Linked DNA regions of Mus musculus: regions 1 and 3 are each linked to region 2. A link is a contact called in ENCODE Hi-C or POLR2A ChIA-PET data. All regions are on one chromosome and are shown on one strand. The core of a region is the stretch at or near the end of the contact, and the rest is flanking DNA. Distances in the headings are between cores, read along the strand shown. Region 1 holds the start of Brd3os (bromodomain containing 3, opposite strand). Region 2 holds the start of Brd3 (bromodomain containing 3). Region 3 holds the start of Wdr5 (WD repeat domain 5).

The links. A loop is a pair of places that touch in the nucleus more often than their neighbours do. ChIA-PET counts read pairs that join two places held with the same protein, here RNA polymerase II (POLR2A).
Region 1: a map of left cerebral cortex shows a loop between it and region 2 (3-fold over the local background). The contact joins the promoter of Brd3os here to the promoter of Brd3 in region 2. A Hi-C loop is called at or near these places in 5 of 37 maps with a recorded cell type or tissue (T-helper 1 cell, adrenal gland, left cerebral cortex and 1 more). POLR2A ChIA-PET finds 5 or more read pairs at or near these places in 4 of 5 experiments (Patski and embryonic stem cell).
Region 3: a loop to region 2 is called in a map of left cerebral cortex, with 7 times the contacts of the local background. The contact joins the promoter of Wdr5 here to the promoter of Brd3 in region 2. A Hi-C loop is called at or near these places in 17 of 37 maps with a recorded cell type or tissue (adrenal gland, gastrocnemius, heart and 3 more). POLR2A ChIA-PET finds 5 or more read pairs at or near these places in 4 of 5 experiments (Patski and embryonic stem cell).

Annotation. Positions count from the first base shown.
Region 1 is chr2:27,440,846-27,445,270 of GRCm38, forward strand. Brd3os (bromodomain containing 3, opposite strand) reads left to right here and starts at 1,591. Exons shown (of 2, transcript NM_001360791.1): 1 at 1,591-1,969; 2 at 2,083-3,376. The coding sequence starts at 2,538. The coding sequence ends at 2,792.
Region 2 is chr2:27,473,176-27,478,253 of GRCm38, forward strand. Brd3 (bromodomain containing 3) reads right to left here and starts at 2,498. Exons shown (of 12, transcript NM_001113573.1): 1 at 2,402-2,498.
Region 3 is chr2:27,512,236-27,517,138 of GRCm38, forward strand. Wdr5 (WD repeat domain 5) reads left to right here and starts at 2,912. Exons shown (of 14, transcript NM_080848.2): 1 at 2,912-3,045.

The DNA.
Region 1 (4,425 bases), core at 341-2,840, 33 kb before region 2:
TGGTTTTGTTTTGGGGCTGTCCATGGTGTCAATATTCTTTTTTCTTTTCTCTCTCTTATCTTTTTGAGATAAGGTCTTGCTAGGTAGCCTTGGTTGATCTGAAACTCATTGACTAGACTAAGCTGGCCTCAAACTCAGAGATCTGCCTGCCTCTGCCTCGAAAATTCCTGCCACCACCATCCCACCCTGCTCCTTTTCCAACACCCACTGATGTCAATATTCTTAACTGGCATCGGACTAAAGTGTGAAAATAGAACTTATGCAGAAAAATGATGGACACGGGGTCACAGTGTTTGGTCGGGTGTAATAGGAGTGTATGCTGAATTTTCCTGGGGCTTTAGGACAATTCAAATGAGCAGTATGTGGAATGGCGGAATTTCGCAGCTACTTTTGAAATGATGCATCCCACACCACATTAAATAAATTGAAAACAAATGTGCCCATCATCTGAGTGGGATGTCAATAATAACAGCAATAGGTCTGAGAAGGAAACTGCACAAAGAAAATAAGGACTGAAGACAAAGCTTAGCCTTAGAGCACTTGCCTAACATGCCCAAGGCCGTGGCGTCAAACTCCAGACCACAAAAGCTCCAACCCAAACATAAAATTAATCCCAGCACTGTGGGAAGCAGAGGCAGGTGGATTTCTGAGTTCGAGGCCAGCCTGGTCTACAAAGTGAGTTCCAGGGCAGCCAGGGCTATACAGAGAAACTCTGTCTCGAAAAAACAAAAAAAGAAAGAAAGAAAGAGAGAGACGGAGGGAGGGAGGGAGGGAGGGAGGGAGGGAGGGAGGGAGAGAGAGAGAGAGAGAGAGAGAGAGAGAGAGAGAGAGAGAGAGAGAGAAAGAAAGAAAGAAAGAAAGAAAGAAAGAAAGAAAGAAAGAAAGAAAGAAAGAAAGAAAGAAAGAAAGAAAACCTCAGAAACCATGTTAGGATCGAGAACTGGGAAGGTGCCTAATGCTAACTCCTAATCCCTCTTCAGCATCTCCTCCAGGTTTCCTAGCCGCTCCTCACCCTCCATGCTCCTCCTTACAATGCCCCCAAGCTCTTCTCCCCAGCTCTTAGCCCCATCTCCCTCCCAGTCCTGACTCCAGAGTGTCTTCCCCAGGCTCCTTTTCTATCCTGGCTTCTCCCTTTGTGTTTACCACCCCCTCCACTCTGCAATGCCCACTCTGCTTCCCCCAAACGCCTCTTCTTCCTCTGCCTCTTCAGGCTCCTCCTCTCAATCCTCATCCTCTCCTCCCTAGCTCTGTCTTCTCCTAGCATTCCTTTCATGCTCCCCCCTCCAGAGCCTCCCCATCTCCTAGATTCTTCCCCCACTACACACTCCCAAATTTCTCGGGATCCTCCTCTCTCTCCACTCTCTCCTTATCCTGGATCTCGCTCTGCCTCTTTCTCCGGCTCCTCCTCTCTTCAAGCTCCTCCCCTCTCCCTTTTCTCTGGATCTCCTCCTCCCCCTATTCTCTCCGCCCCCTAACCTAAGTTCTCTCCAAGCTCCCCCTCCCACTCCAGTCCTTCCCCTTTCCTTCCCCACCGCCCTCTGGACGCTCCTCCTCTCCCTCTAGGTCTTTGGCCCCGCCCACAGAATGATCGATGTGTCCGTCTGCAGGCTGGTCCTCGGTGCTCGGCTCGCCACGCCTGCGACGCTGCCATGGAGACGTAGCCGCGGCCTCCTGGCTCTGCCCGGGACCTGGATCCCTTGCGTCAGCAGGCCCACGCGTGTCCGCGAGCGCCGGTGGCAAAGTCTGCTTCGCTGGAGCATCCGGGCAAGCGGTGACTTTGCTGGCCGCTGGGGCGTAGGGCTCGCATCCTTCCTCCTTCCAGTAGCTCTCTACTCCATAGCTGAGGACCGCTTCTCTCACCAGCGGAGAGGAGACCCTGGGACCGCCAACCGTCTGTGGGTTATTAAGGGACCTGCGATTGTCCATCCGCCTCATCCTTCCGCTCAGCTCAGCTCAGCAAGCTGCATCCGTGAGTAACCTCGCTTGAACACTCTGGCCCATAGAGGCTGCTCCTGGTGGTGAGGCCCATGCTGGGCCTGTCCCCGACTCCCCTCCCCTTCCGACAGTTTCTTCCCTTTGTAGTGTCACCCTTGGTAAGAGTGGAAGACTGGCTAGAAGAAAGGACCTGAACCAACGCTTAGTCCACATCCCCATTGTGTTTTGAGCGGGGTGGACAGGCCAGCCCCTGCTGCAGACACCCTGGATACATCTCTTTGAGCTCAGCAGTATTGCAGCGGCAGTGGACACCTGATAAGCTTCCCAGGAGTGGTGTGGAGTCACTGTCAACACTAGAGCACTTTGTCTGGAATGGCTCTCACGTGGCTCCTGAATGGTCAGAGATGTGTCTTGGATTCTCCTGCCCTCCTGAGGATCTTGCCTATGGAAGGTCTAAGTTACCTACTTTCACTATTAAGTTGAACAAGGACTCCCAAACCCAACAGCCATCAAGGTTGTTGGCCAACTAGTTACAAAGCACAGCAGCCGGCTGTTCCTGGCCTAGGAGGAAAGCCAGGTGTGCAGGACGCTGGGCCTGTGGGATGAGTGGGCGAGTCCCGCTGGCAGAAAAGGCCCTGTCAGAATCCTATGCCCGCCTCCGGTACAGGGATACGTCCTTGCTCATTTGGCAACAAGAGCAGCAGAAGTTGGAGTCTGTACCACCTAGTACATACCTGAGCAGAAGCCGCAGCATGTGGTACTCCCAGTATGGAAATGAGGCCATCTTAGTTCGAGACAAAAACCAGCTTGGGGTCTCTAGGGACACTGGCCAGTCTAAGTTTTGCTCAATCATGTAATTCCAGGGAGAAGACCCTTGATGGCCATGAAGATCAAGCCGTGGTATAAAAACGCAACACCCAAGAATGTCATCCAACACTTTATTAGGGGCACAACAGGTACCTAGATGCTCCTCTCACTGCCCAAGCCCAGGAAATGCTTCCAAACAAAAGGGAAGCAAGAGAGACACACACCCCGACCCTCACCTGCTGTGAGCTGCTGCCTGATATAGAATGGATCAGGTCCAGGGTAAGGAGGTGACTCTTCTTGCAGGGTCCCAGATCTGTCAGCTCACTGCAGTGGCATGTGAAAGGGGGGCAGTGCTGGTAGTGACATTACTGCGTTGTGATAGCATCCACACTAGCCACCAGATGTGGCCTCTTATATAGGTGTGTCCTTAAGCAAAATGTGCCCCGAAGTGATTCCAAGCCTAATCGAGTGTGGGGAAAGTGGATTCTGATGGTGACGAATCGGATCCTCTCTTCTACCAGGCTGCGAAGGCACTCATTTAGAGGCTAGCACTTCCCCCCCCCCCCATGGCTATGCAAATGTGGGGATGCATTTTGTCAAAACTGAGCTTTCTAAATAAACATCTTAAAAACTCTTCCCTTTCTCATTTTTCTTGTGTAAAACCTTACTCAGCTTTCTAAAATAACAGTAATGGTGACAGTGGTTGCCGAGAGCCACTGTCCAAGGGTTTGCACGTCTCCTCACTCTGCACTGTGTTGTCAAACTGCTCCAGAGGCACCAACCCTCCCCGTGCACCTTGCTCTGCCCACTCATCAGGCAGATGACACCTGGCTTGTAATGTATGCAAAAGGCATGTCTCATCCATGGCTGTATTCACTGTACTCTGTATCTCTTTGCAGATGTGCACATTTGTGTTACAACTATCAGGATACGGTGCATCCCTCAAACACTTCATCCAGCCTGACTAGCTGGAGCCTCCTGAGGGGCCTAGGTCCTTAGGCTCAGTCCCAGCCAAAATCAAGGGTATGGGTTAGACTTCTGTAATACATTCCTGTAAATATAGAGGAAGCCCATAGATAGTATGGGTTGGTTGGCCTGACCTGGGGCATAACACTTAGAAACTGTTCCAAGTTCATTAGTTTCTGTCAAGTCTTTCAGTTCAACTGAAATGCTGCAAGCAAGCTTCATGTGTATCTGGAATTCCCACTACCTGCTCACACATTATCCTAACCCAAGGCCGTCTGTCTGAATCAGACACTGCACATTAACTTGGAGATAGACCACAGATGTGCTAGGACTGTGAGCACTTGGGCCTCTGTCTTCAGGCGAATAGCAGATATGGGTAGCACACAGCATGATGCTCCATGTAGGACACTGGGAAGCCACTACACTGCTTACACTGCAGAGGATGCCATCTGTGCTAGGAGGCCAGGCCAATGCCAAAAGACCTAGTCTGATGAGAAGGGTTAGTGTCAGCAAGAGTGCCAAAGTAGCCTGACCCACTCTGGATGGGACGGACATTCCCTAGAGCCCAGTGACCCTCCTCTCATTCCTTCTTCACGGTGCCTAAGCCACACTACGGCCAACTTGTAGTGAGCAGTATAGGGCTCTTTATATGTTCTAACACATTTCTACTTGGCCCACTACATTTGGAGGCCTATCCCACAATTAACCTGTCAGTCA
Region 2 (5,078 bases), core at 1,248-3,747:
AGCACCCACAATGGGGCACTTTCCCCTGCAATAGAACCCACCAACACTAAGACAGCTGGGTGTCCCATAGCGCAGCAGTAACCACAAATAGACGAGAGGGTACCACATGTCAAAATGTACTGCAAACAGCAGCCCCCAGGTGCAGGGGATAGCTTTGTAAGGACGCCACAAGCTTCAAGGCTGTCCCCTGGGAAGGAGTACTGCTTTCTTAACTTCCTATTACCTTCTGAATTGTGGAGGTCTCCACTGGATCCTGTTTTCCCACTCATAGTTCCCCGCGGCTCTTCCTTCTAAGGTGAGATCTGGATAACCAGCACTTATCTGAACAGTGGGTAACACTTGTGACCTTGGGCCACCCTCCCCTGGGAAGGCTGTGACACAGTAAACCAGGAAGTGGACAAGGTAACCCTGAGAGCCCCTGGGGGCACAGCTCCAGGCTTACAGAAGCCGGAGTAGAGGCAAGCCAGGCAGGGCCTTTCCTTTCAGCACTCCCCCCCATTTTCACCATCTAAGGGAGGGAGGACACTTTTACAAGCTCCATCCCTCATTCAAAGCTCATTTCCAAAACAGGATACTGCACTGTGGAAAGAAAGCAGTTACTCTTTGTGAAAGTAAACCTGGCATCTCCTAAAAGTAAAATAAATAAAGTAAATAGATATATAGGTAGGGAAATGAACGAACTGGCACACCCCCTGGTCATCCACCCTACAAAAGCTTTTTAATGCCTTTCTCCTGAATTCCCCGGATGTGGGGCTAGGTCTGGATCGCCACAGATTCCTGGTGTCTTGCTAAAGCAGTGGACCCGGAGTTTATAAGCAAGGTCAGGAAGAAATTACCCCCACCTCCTGAACTGTCAAGCTTGTACCTCACCTCTCATGATCTACAGCCAACAGTGCACATCAAGGCCTCCAACAGAACAAACAGCAAACAGGCCTCTATTTGCGAATGAGAGGCCACACTCAGGGCCACTCAAAAAAGGTCACTGGGGCTTGGGGCTTGATCCTTGGAGTCCTTCCTTTCCTGGACCCTGGAAAGCCTGTGAGAAACTCACTTCAAGCAGCACAGCAGAGATCTCAGATCTCTTCAGGGGCACCCCCACCCCCAGTAATGCACACCACTAAGAAAGTGCAAAACAAAAGGGGGGGGGGATGGACGACACAACAACCAGCTTGTCCTCATGGGTTAAGGGGGACAGGACCTGAGCCCTTCAATTCCTTCACTCATTTCTCTTCCTGCACCCAGTCCCATGTTAGCCACTGAAGAACACAAGAATGACCTCAGAGACACAAACTTATACAGTTAAGAAGTTTAAGGTAGAGAAACAACAGCTGTGCACTTATTTCTGGCAGAAAGCTCTTAATCAAAATTGCAAAGGGCAGAGCCTTAAAATTGAGCCCTAAAGTATGAACTCACAAAAGGTATGCCCCGGCTCCCAGTGAGCCCCCTTCCCGCTCCTTACCGCCCCCCCCCCGCCGCCCCAGGGCAAGAAGACTGTTTATGGCTTCCTCGTTAGCCCTGCCCCCGTCGCAGCAACTGGTGGAGAGAACTTCCCCAAGCCGCCAGGATTTTTCACCGGGAATCCTCAAGAACCTTACATACGAGAGGCTTTGGGGTGCGCATTCCTCACCCAACTAGCTTGCGTGTTATACACGAAGTAAGAAAAAGACGTGCACCCCACCCCTTCCACCTCAATCCGAATCGACCTCGCCCGGATTAAGTACTCGTTTAGGCTGATTTCAAAACATGAACTGGGTTTCCTCCTGGCCTGGCTGCAATAATCCAGTAACTCGTAAGCGCGCAAAGTCGTCTCCCGGGCCATAACTCTGCAAATGCAGCCGCCGCCCCCCAAGCCACGCCGCGGCTGCCCCACTTGCAAGGCTCCAGCGGTGTCCAGGCCCAGCCTGGCCTGCCCTGCGACGATCCGCCCTAAGTGGCGCCGGAGCGACCCTGGGCACACCGCGCGCACCTTCCCGCGCCGCGCATCCTCCAGGCAGTCCCCTTCGGAAGATGGCGGGCAGAGGAAAAGGGGAAAGGAAAAAAAAATCCCTTCCGTGAGGGAGGGCTGGCGCAGAGAGCGCGGGCTGTGCCAAGTCCAGGCTGGGCGCTCCGACCAAGGCGACGCCTCCCAGTCCGGCCCGAGGCGACCGGCAAGCCGCGGGCGCACAGCGCAAGGCGGAGGGCAGCGGAGCCCGCGCAGTCGCTGCGACCCCGGGCAGGCGGCCGCCCCGCTTTGTTGCATCGCGGCCGCGCACAAAGGCGGCGGCCCCGGGCTCCGGGCTTCGAGACGCGCGGGAGGCCTGCACCATGCGTTCCGGGCCGTGTTCTCTCAGCCAAGTCCGCCGCCGCCACCGCCACCGCCGCCGCCGCCCAGAGTGTACAAGGAAACGAGAAAAAGGCGTACTTGGCCTAGGCGGCTCCAGCGCCGTCTGCTCCCGGCCCGCGCGGCCGGCTCCTCTTTGGCTCGCCGGCCCCGGCAGCATAATAGACGCGCCGGAGCTGTACAGGGCTCATGCGCTACGCCGCGGCGCCTGGCGGGAGTCGTAGTCCGCGCCCGGGCTCGCGCCAGGGCCGCCCAGGGGAGGCCGAGGCGCACGGACTACATGTCCCGGCCCCGCCGGCGCCACGCCGTGCCCCGCCCCGCGCGCCCCCGGCCGCCCGCCCGGCCGCCCTGGCCGCCAGCGGGCCCGGCCTAGGGGCGCGTGGGGGCGGGGCTGGGAGGTTGCCCGCCAGGACCCGAGGCGACGCTGGAACCTTGGCCCGCCCGCGCGCCTTCACTTTAGCGTTCTCAGCCACACGCAGGGAATAAGAACTGGTGGGCGGATTTCCAGAAGCCTAGGAAAACGTGGGAAAGGCGGGAACGCAGTTAGCACCCTGGGGTCACTACCCGGGTACCCCGAGGCCTCCCTCAAACCCCGAATGCTCACAAGCAGGGAGGCGCGCACCGGCCCCAGCCCATGTTTGTAAACAAACCGCGCGCCTAATTAGCCTGGCGAGGGCGCGCGCAGGGCGGTCCTTGCCAGGGAGGAGTCGCGATCAATCCCGCCCCAAAATCCTGGGGCGGGTTGAAGACCTGGGGACTCCGTAAGAGACCTGGCTGGTGGTGCCGGAAAAAGGCGGATTCTCCAAAGCTAGACACCAGTAAGGGATGCTTCAGGCTGTGCCAGCCAACTTTCCCTCTCTGGAGTCTCAGTGTGTCCCCATGTGCCTATGGAAAGACAGGAATGAGATTAAGTCCCGCCCTTTTTCTGCGTTTTGAAAGGGTTAGGACGGGGTCACACTTCAGATCTTGGTTTTGGTGAAAATTACAATGGTGCCTACGTTAGTCAGTTTTTATCCAGTTGTAATTTAAGGTGGGTGTGTGATAGACCCCAACAAAAACGTTACAAACAAAACAAGTTTTTCCATCAGTGCCCGCTGAACCTGCCTGCCAATGCAGGGTTCCAATTCTGCTGTGAGCTGGACCTATTCCAAGATCCTGGTGTCACTGAGTTTATTTCTGGCTGAGCGGGCACTTTGCTGCATGCAAGAAATGCACAGGTGGTTATGGTATTAAATACCAGACACACACACACACACACACACACACACACACGTACACACACACATACACACACATACACAACGAATATGTTCTGTACCTGAAAATGAAAAAGGCTCAAGAAGGCAAAGTGACATCCTTGGTCTCAGAGGTCCCAAGCTCCAAGCCCAGGGTCCTTGGAAGAGATTTGAGGACAAGCTGGAGCCTCTCCAGGCTCTTCTTGTCTCCTCTTTGGTCTACAGCATGGGTGCTTCTCACACCCTGGGGCGAGGTGGCCACTGCAAGGAAGCCCTGCTGTTTAGTCGCAGACTGAACACAGGGTAGGAGAGCAAGACCTGGGAGGCTCTAAGTTAGAGTCCTTAAACTCTTGAACCCAGGCTCCCCAGCAAAGCCATGACTGGGAGCTTGCAGAACTGCAGTCACCTTGCAGGTTCTATTATCATTCCTGCCATCTGGGTCTCACCTTTCTGGACACACTGAGCACTCTGGCTACTAGGACAAGGGACTTGCCAGTTAACTTTTTAAACAAAACCCAGAAAACTCTGTGTGTGTGTGTGAGTGTGTGTGTAACTATGTATGTGTGTGTGTAACTATGTACATGTGTGTAACTATGTGTTTGTAACAGTGTGTGTAACTGTGTGTGTGACTGTGCATGTGTGCGTAACTGTGTATGTGTGTAACTATGTGTGTGTAACTGTGTATGTGTATATAACTGTGTGTGTAACAGTGTATGTGTGTGTAACTGTAACTGTGTATAACTGTGTACATGTGCGTAACTATGTGTGTGTAACTGTGTGTAATTAGGTGTGTGTATAACTGTGTATGTGTATGTAACTGTGTGTGTAACTGTGTATTGTGTAACTGTGTGTGTAACAGTGTATGTGTGTGTAACTATGTATAACTATGTGTGTAACTGTGTATGTGTGTGTAACAGTGCATGTGTGTGTAACAGTGTATGTGTGTGTAACTATGTATAACTGTGTGTGTGTGTAACTGTGTATGTGTATGTAACTGTATGTGTACCTGTGTATGTAACTTTGTGTGTCTAACTGTATGTGTGTAACTGTATGTGTGTCTAACTATGTGTGTAACTGTATGTGTGTGTGTGTAACTGTGTATGTGTGTGTGTACATGTGGCACAGAGCACATGTGGAAATTAGAGGACAGTGTGAGAGCCAGCACTCCCCTTCTACCACATAAGACTCGAACTGGAATCACCAGGCTCAGACACAAGTTCCTCAACTGCCTGAGGCATCTCTCACAGGCTTAGTGACTCACCAGTTTAAAAGACCCCTTGGGGCTGAAGAGGTGGCAGTGTACTTAGGAGACCCTATTGCTCTTGCAGAGGATCTGGGTTCCATTCCCAGTACCAACCCTCTTGTGAAGTCCATGGGTACCAGGTATGCACACAGCATTATTACATAAACAACTGGTAAAAGTAGAGCACCCACATAATGTGAAGTCAGTCTTTCAAATATATTTTTAAAGATTCTATCATATACCTTCCAAGCCCCCACCCAAAAAGATCTGCACCCAGGCT
Region 3 (4,903 bases), core at 1,662-4,161, 39 kb after region 2:
GGTTGTGGTCTAAGAAGGAACTAGAGTAAATACTTAGAACAACAGCTGAGTCACTCCCATACACAGGAATCTACAGTGGCCCAGGGGAAAGGTGGATTATACAATAGACTAGAATTGGAACTATGGCAAGGGCATAAAACCCTTGCCTCTGGCTTCTAAGAATAAACTGACCTTAGGTGGGGCTGCTTTTGACCCCAGTTGTAAACACTGAATTATATCCCAGTTATAAACACTGCCTGGTTCCTCTTAGCTTTTATGTATGCATTTCTCTGTTTTGTGCAGTCTTTTTTTTTTTTTTTTTTTTTTTTTTCTGAGACCGGATTTCTCTGTGTAGCCCTGGTTGTCCTGGAACTCACTCTAGTAGACCAGTAGACCAGCCCAGCTGCATTGGGTAACCTCAGTGTACCTTTGATGACCTTAATGTATCGCCTAACTTCCTTGTTTTCTTCTGTAATATAAGTCTGGTGCTCACTTTGAGAAATTACATTTAGATACAGCACTCTCTGTCAGTGTCTGTCACTTTTCGCCGACTCCTAGCTCACCTGAATACTGGGACCTTGATTCTCCTGAGGGTTGAGGGGCTGACTGAATCCAATCATCCCCCCCCCCCCCGGCACCAAGTGCTGGGAAAAGGCATGTGCTACCACCACACAGCAAAGGAAAACTTTTAACTGAGGCTGGCTTACACGTTCAGAGGTTTAGGTCATTATTGTCATGACAGCATCATGGCAGCATGTAGGCTGACTTAATACTGGCAAAGGACCTGAGAGTTCTGCATCTTGATACTTAGGCAACAGGTCTTGCCGTAACTGTGAGCCACTGAGCCTGGCTTGAGCATTTGAAACCTCAAGGCCCACTTCCTAAGTGACATACTTCCTCCAACAAAGCCAAACCTGATAGTGCCACGCCCTGTGGACTTGTCATTTTTATTCAAACCACCACAGTCCAGAACTCTCTGGGTAGTCAAGGATGACCTTGAATATACCAGCTTGAGGGCTGGGAGACACATAAGCACAATACTCCCACTTTGTGTGACACTGGGACTTGAACACAGAGTTTTGTGGATGCTAGGCTAGCATTCTACCACCTGGGTTATGTCCCCATCTTATCATAGGGTGCTTTCTTTCTTTTTTTTTTTTCTTGGTTTTTTGAGACAGGGTTTCTCTGTATAGCCCTGGCTGTCCTGGAACTCACTTTGTAGACCAGGCTGGCCTCGAACTCAGAAATCCGCCTGCCTCTGCTTCCCGAGTGCTGGGATTAAAGGCGTGCGCCACTACGCCCGGCCCTACATAACTGTGTTTTTAAAGATATCAAAATTCTTACTACAGATCCAGTGTGAGTAAAAGTTGGAAATCTGGGGCTTCTGGGTCAGGACCCCTTATCCTTTGAGCCTTCCATGCTGGTCTTGAAGTTCTAATATTTCTGCCTCTAACTATCTAATACTTGTGCTGTTGCACTTGGTTTATGAGTGTTGGGGATTGGCTCCAGGGCTTCTTGCATGCTATGCATACACTTTACCTGGATTTTCAGCAATTCCTTTGGCTGGAATTTTGAAAAGGCCACATCTTAGGTAGAGCCGGGATGAGGATGGAGGTGGACAGGTTTGAATGTTATCTGAGAGGTGGGTGGCAGAGGATTAGGTTTGGTTTCCAGTCCGGTTAGCTAGGCAGATACGGAGATGTTATTCTTACCATCCCATGCTCCACTCCATCCAGGGCTCCTGGCATAGGTCTGTTAGACACACAGATTCGTCTGAACTGTTTCTGTGCCTTTAGCAGGAGATTCCAGGCCAATGTCAGTCTTCTCACACTCTTGTAGCTATGGCAACCACACACTCTCCATTCTCAAGCTTCAGTTGCTTAGTCCCTCCCTCTGCACAGGTTCCCCACGCGTTATATTTGATATTCCCAGACTGGAAGATGAGGCTGCACAGGTCATAGCCACCTCCAAGAGTCTAAGACCATGTGAGTTAGACAGTGAAGTGAGAGGTGCAGACCTGGCTCCAGGTTCTCCTTCTGTCCCTGTGTCCTCCTCTCTGGGTGTTTTCCCCGTTAGTGACAGGAGTAGAGGTGGTCCAACAGGAAAGAGGGCTGTCAAAACTTTGCTAACTGCAGGCCGGCCAGCCTGCTAGGGGCTGTCTTGTGAAAATGAGATAAAGCCTTTAAAATGGAGCTCCAGAGCCACACAGGAGCCAGATTGTAGTGGATGCTGTGGCTGCCTGGAATGTGAACTGCCTGAGCCTACATTCAGGTGCAACTGCATCGTTCCAGATGCATGCATAGCTGGAGGACTTGGAGCCCCTGTGTTAGGGACACTTGCCTTTCCTGTCCACATTCTTTCTTGTTTGTCTTCTAAGTCAGGTAGCTCCTCTCTTGTCAGCGTGCAGGCTTCCTTCTCTACAGTAGTGCCCTGCCTTCCCTGGACACTACTGTAGATCTCTCCCTGCAGCGGTAGCTCCTAAGACCTTTTTCGGAGTGTGTCTGTGTGGGGTGGTGGTGGTGGTACAGCGTAGCCTCCTTATGGCCCTGTAGAAGAGAGGCAAGTATGTTCAATTTGAGCTGTGGTTTGCAGCGGCAGGAAGCCCCCCGCCTTGCGGTAGGCTGGGGAGGCCGCAGGAGCTCCGGACTTCCGGACCTCGTGGACATCCACCAGTGGCACCAAGAGGTTTCCCAACAGTCCTGGGCAGGCACGGGCCAGCACAGGCAAATTGTAACTGTTAGCTTGGCTACACAGCCTAGAATAACAGGAGAGGCACCTAAGCACGTTCTCACCCATCTTTAATTCTAGAGTGCTCCAGTCTGCAGTTACCGAACACCAGTAGCGGTCAAATAGGAAGCGAGAACCACAGACGGCCCCTTTAAGGCGCTCCGCCTCCTCTAGTTTTTCTGACCCTCGTCGCCGCCCGTTGTCCCGCCCCTCGCGCACGCGCAATCCCTCCCGCCTCCCGCGCCGCTGCCGCCTAGTCCAGCAGATCGTCTGCTCTCGCGCGTAGGGCTAGCCGACGCGACGCCAGAGCGCCCGGCCCCGCCGCCGCGGCCCCGGCAGGTAAGCGAGAAACCCGGTCCCGCGGGCGCGAGGCGAGCGGCGGCCACGAGGGCCCTCGGGCTCCGGGCTCCACAGCGCCGCACGTGTTCCGAGGGCCTCGGGCCGGGCCGGACGCCGCATTTGCGGCCGCGCCCCGACCCCGCCGCCCCTTGTGGCCGCCACGGCCCGCTACTTCCACTGCGGCCCCTGCTACGCCCCTAGACCCTTAGTCCTGCGAGCTTCTCGAGACTCACACCTCAGACTGGCGTCACTGGGAGTGGAATTCTCTGTCTCATCGGGGACACCCAGCCAGCGTCGCGCAGGTTTCCTTGGCCACTTGGCGCCTCTCGTGCTGCGGGCACAACCCTCATTTGTGTCCTAGCGCAAGTTTCTACCTGACTAGGGCTGACCGGTCAAGGGTTTCTGAACATTGTCCGGGACAGCCGGGCAGTTGAGCGCACAGTGGTGTGAAGCCAAGGCTACTAGTACCTAGGTATCTAGGAGCCCAGAGAGGATGGGTTGGAGTTCTTTGTTGGGTTACCTACTGCACTCACCTGAGTGACTGAACCATTCTGTCTTCCCATACTTGTGTACTAGGGTGGAAACCAGGAGTCTACATTTGACTGGAGGGAGACTGATGGCTGCTGCCCTTCCATAGTCAGGCTCACTCTAGTGTAAAGCCCCGGCTGCGGCTGCCGGTTACCTACCTCCTTTGTGGGCAGTGGAGGCCAGCTCCAAACCACCTGCTGAGGATCCTGCTTAACCCAGCTTCCTCCCAGACCTGCCCTCCCCAAGTCCTGCTTTCCTGAGTGCTCTGTCTTGGACTCTACCCTGTGGAATTGGAAAGTGGTGGTCTCCTTTGAGCCGGTTTCAGGTTGATGCTAGCCTCACATTTAACTGCTTTGAATTCCTGAGCCTCCTGAATGCTGTGAGGCAGATTGGCTAATGTTGATATTCTTTCTTTCTTTCTTTCTTTCTTTCTTTCTTTCTTCCCCGTTTTTGTTTTTGTTTTTTGGTTGGTTGTTTGGGGCCCACATCCTTAGAGCTCTTCATCCTTAGAGCTGGAATTAAAGTGGGTGGTGCTACAACTAGTGTCTTCAGATGTTAATATTTGTCTTCCTGAAAGACCCAGCTTATTAACGATGTGATGGGCAGGGCTGGGTGGTGGTGTGCTTGTTGGCAAGGTCATCCACCTGCTGTTAGGTGAATCTCTTTATATGCTAAAAGAAGCTTAGTTCCTAGAGACTTCCCACACTGGAGATAGATCTGCCCTACACTGTTGGCCTTTCATTTCACTGGAGTAGGGAGATGAGATGCTGGTTGAAAGAGACTTTCTAGCCCTTTTCATTACTTAAGTCTCAGCTCCTGTTGCTACCTGTATGGTCCACAAAAGTGGTTGCTATGGGAACTCATGGCCATAGTTGCATTAAGAATAAGCACCAGGTCAGGCCTGGTAGTTGATTTATGCCTGTTACACCAACCATACCAAGCTTGAGACTGGTTTTTTAATACCAGTGCATAGCAAGACCCTGTCTCCAAAAAGCTAAAAGCACCAAGCAGCTGGTATTTCCTGGGCACAAGAGCTTTGTTTGTGGAGAGGCCCCTGGGACCTACCCTAGTCTGATCCTTGCACCTGGGCTTGAGCTACAGCGGATTTGACCTTGATGGAGATGGCTGCAGGTAAAACAGCTTGGCTGCACCTGTGTGGTGCATGGTGTTCCTGTTCTTTCCTCTAGGATTGAAGACTTTGAGGCATTGTTCTCTTTTGGTGTCCTTTCATCTTAGTCTTATGTGGGGGTCCATGTGAGGTTTCAGGTTTAACCTCAAAGCCAGACTTTACATTATGATTGCTCCTTACATTGATGGCTGAGGAATGTCT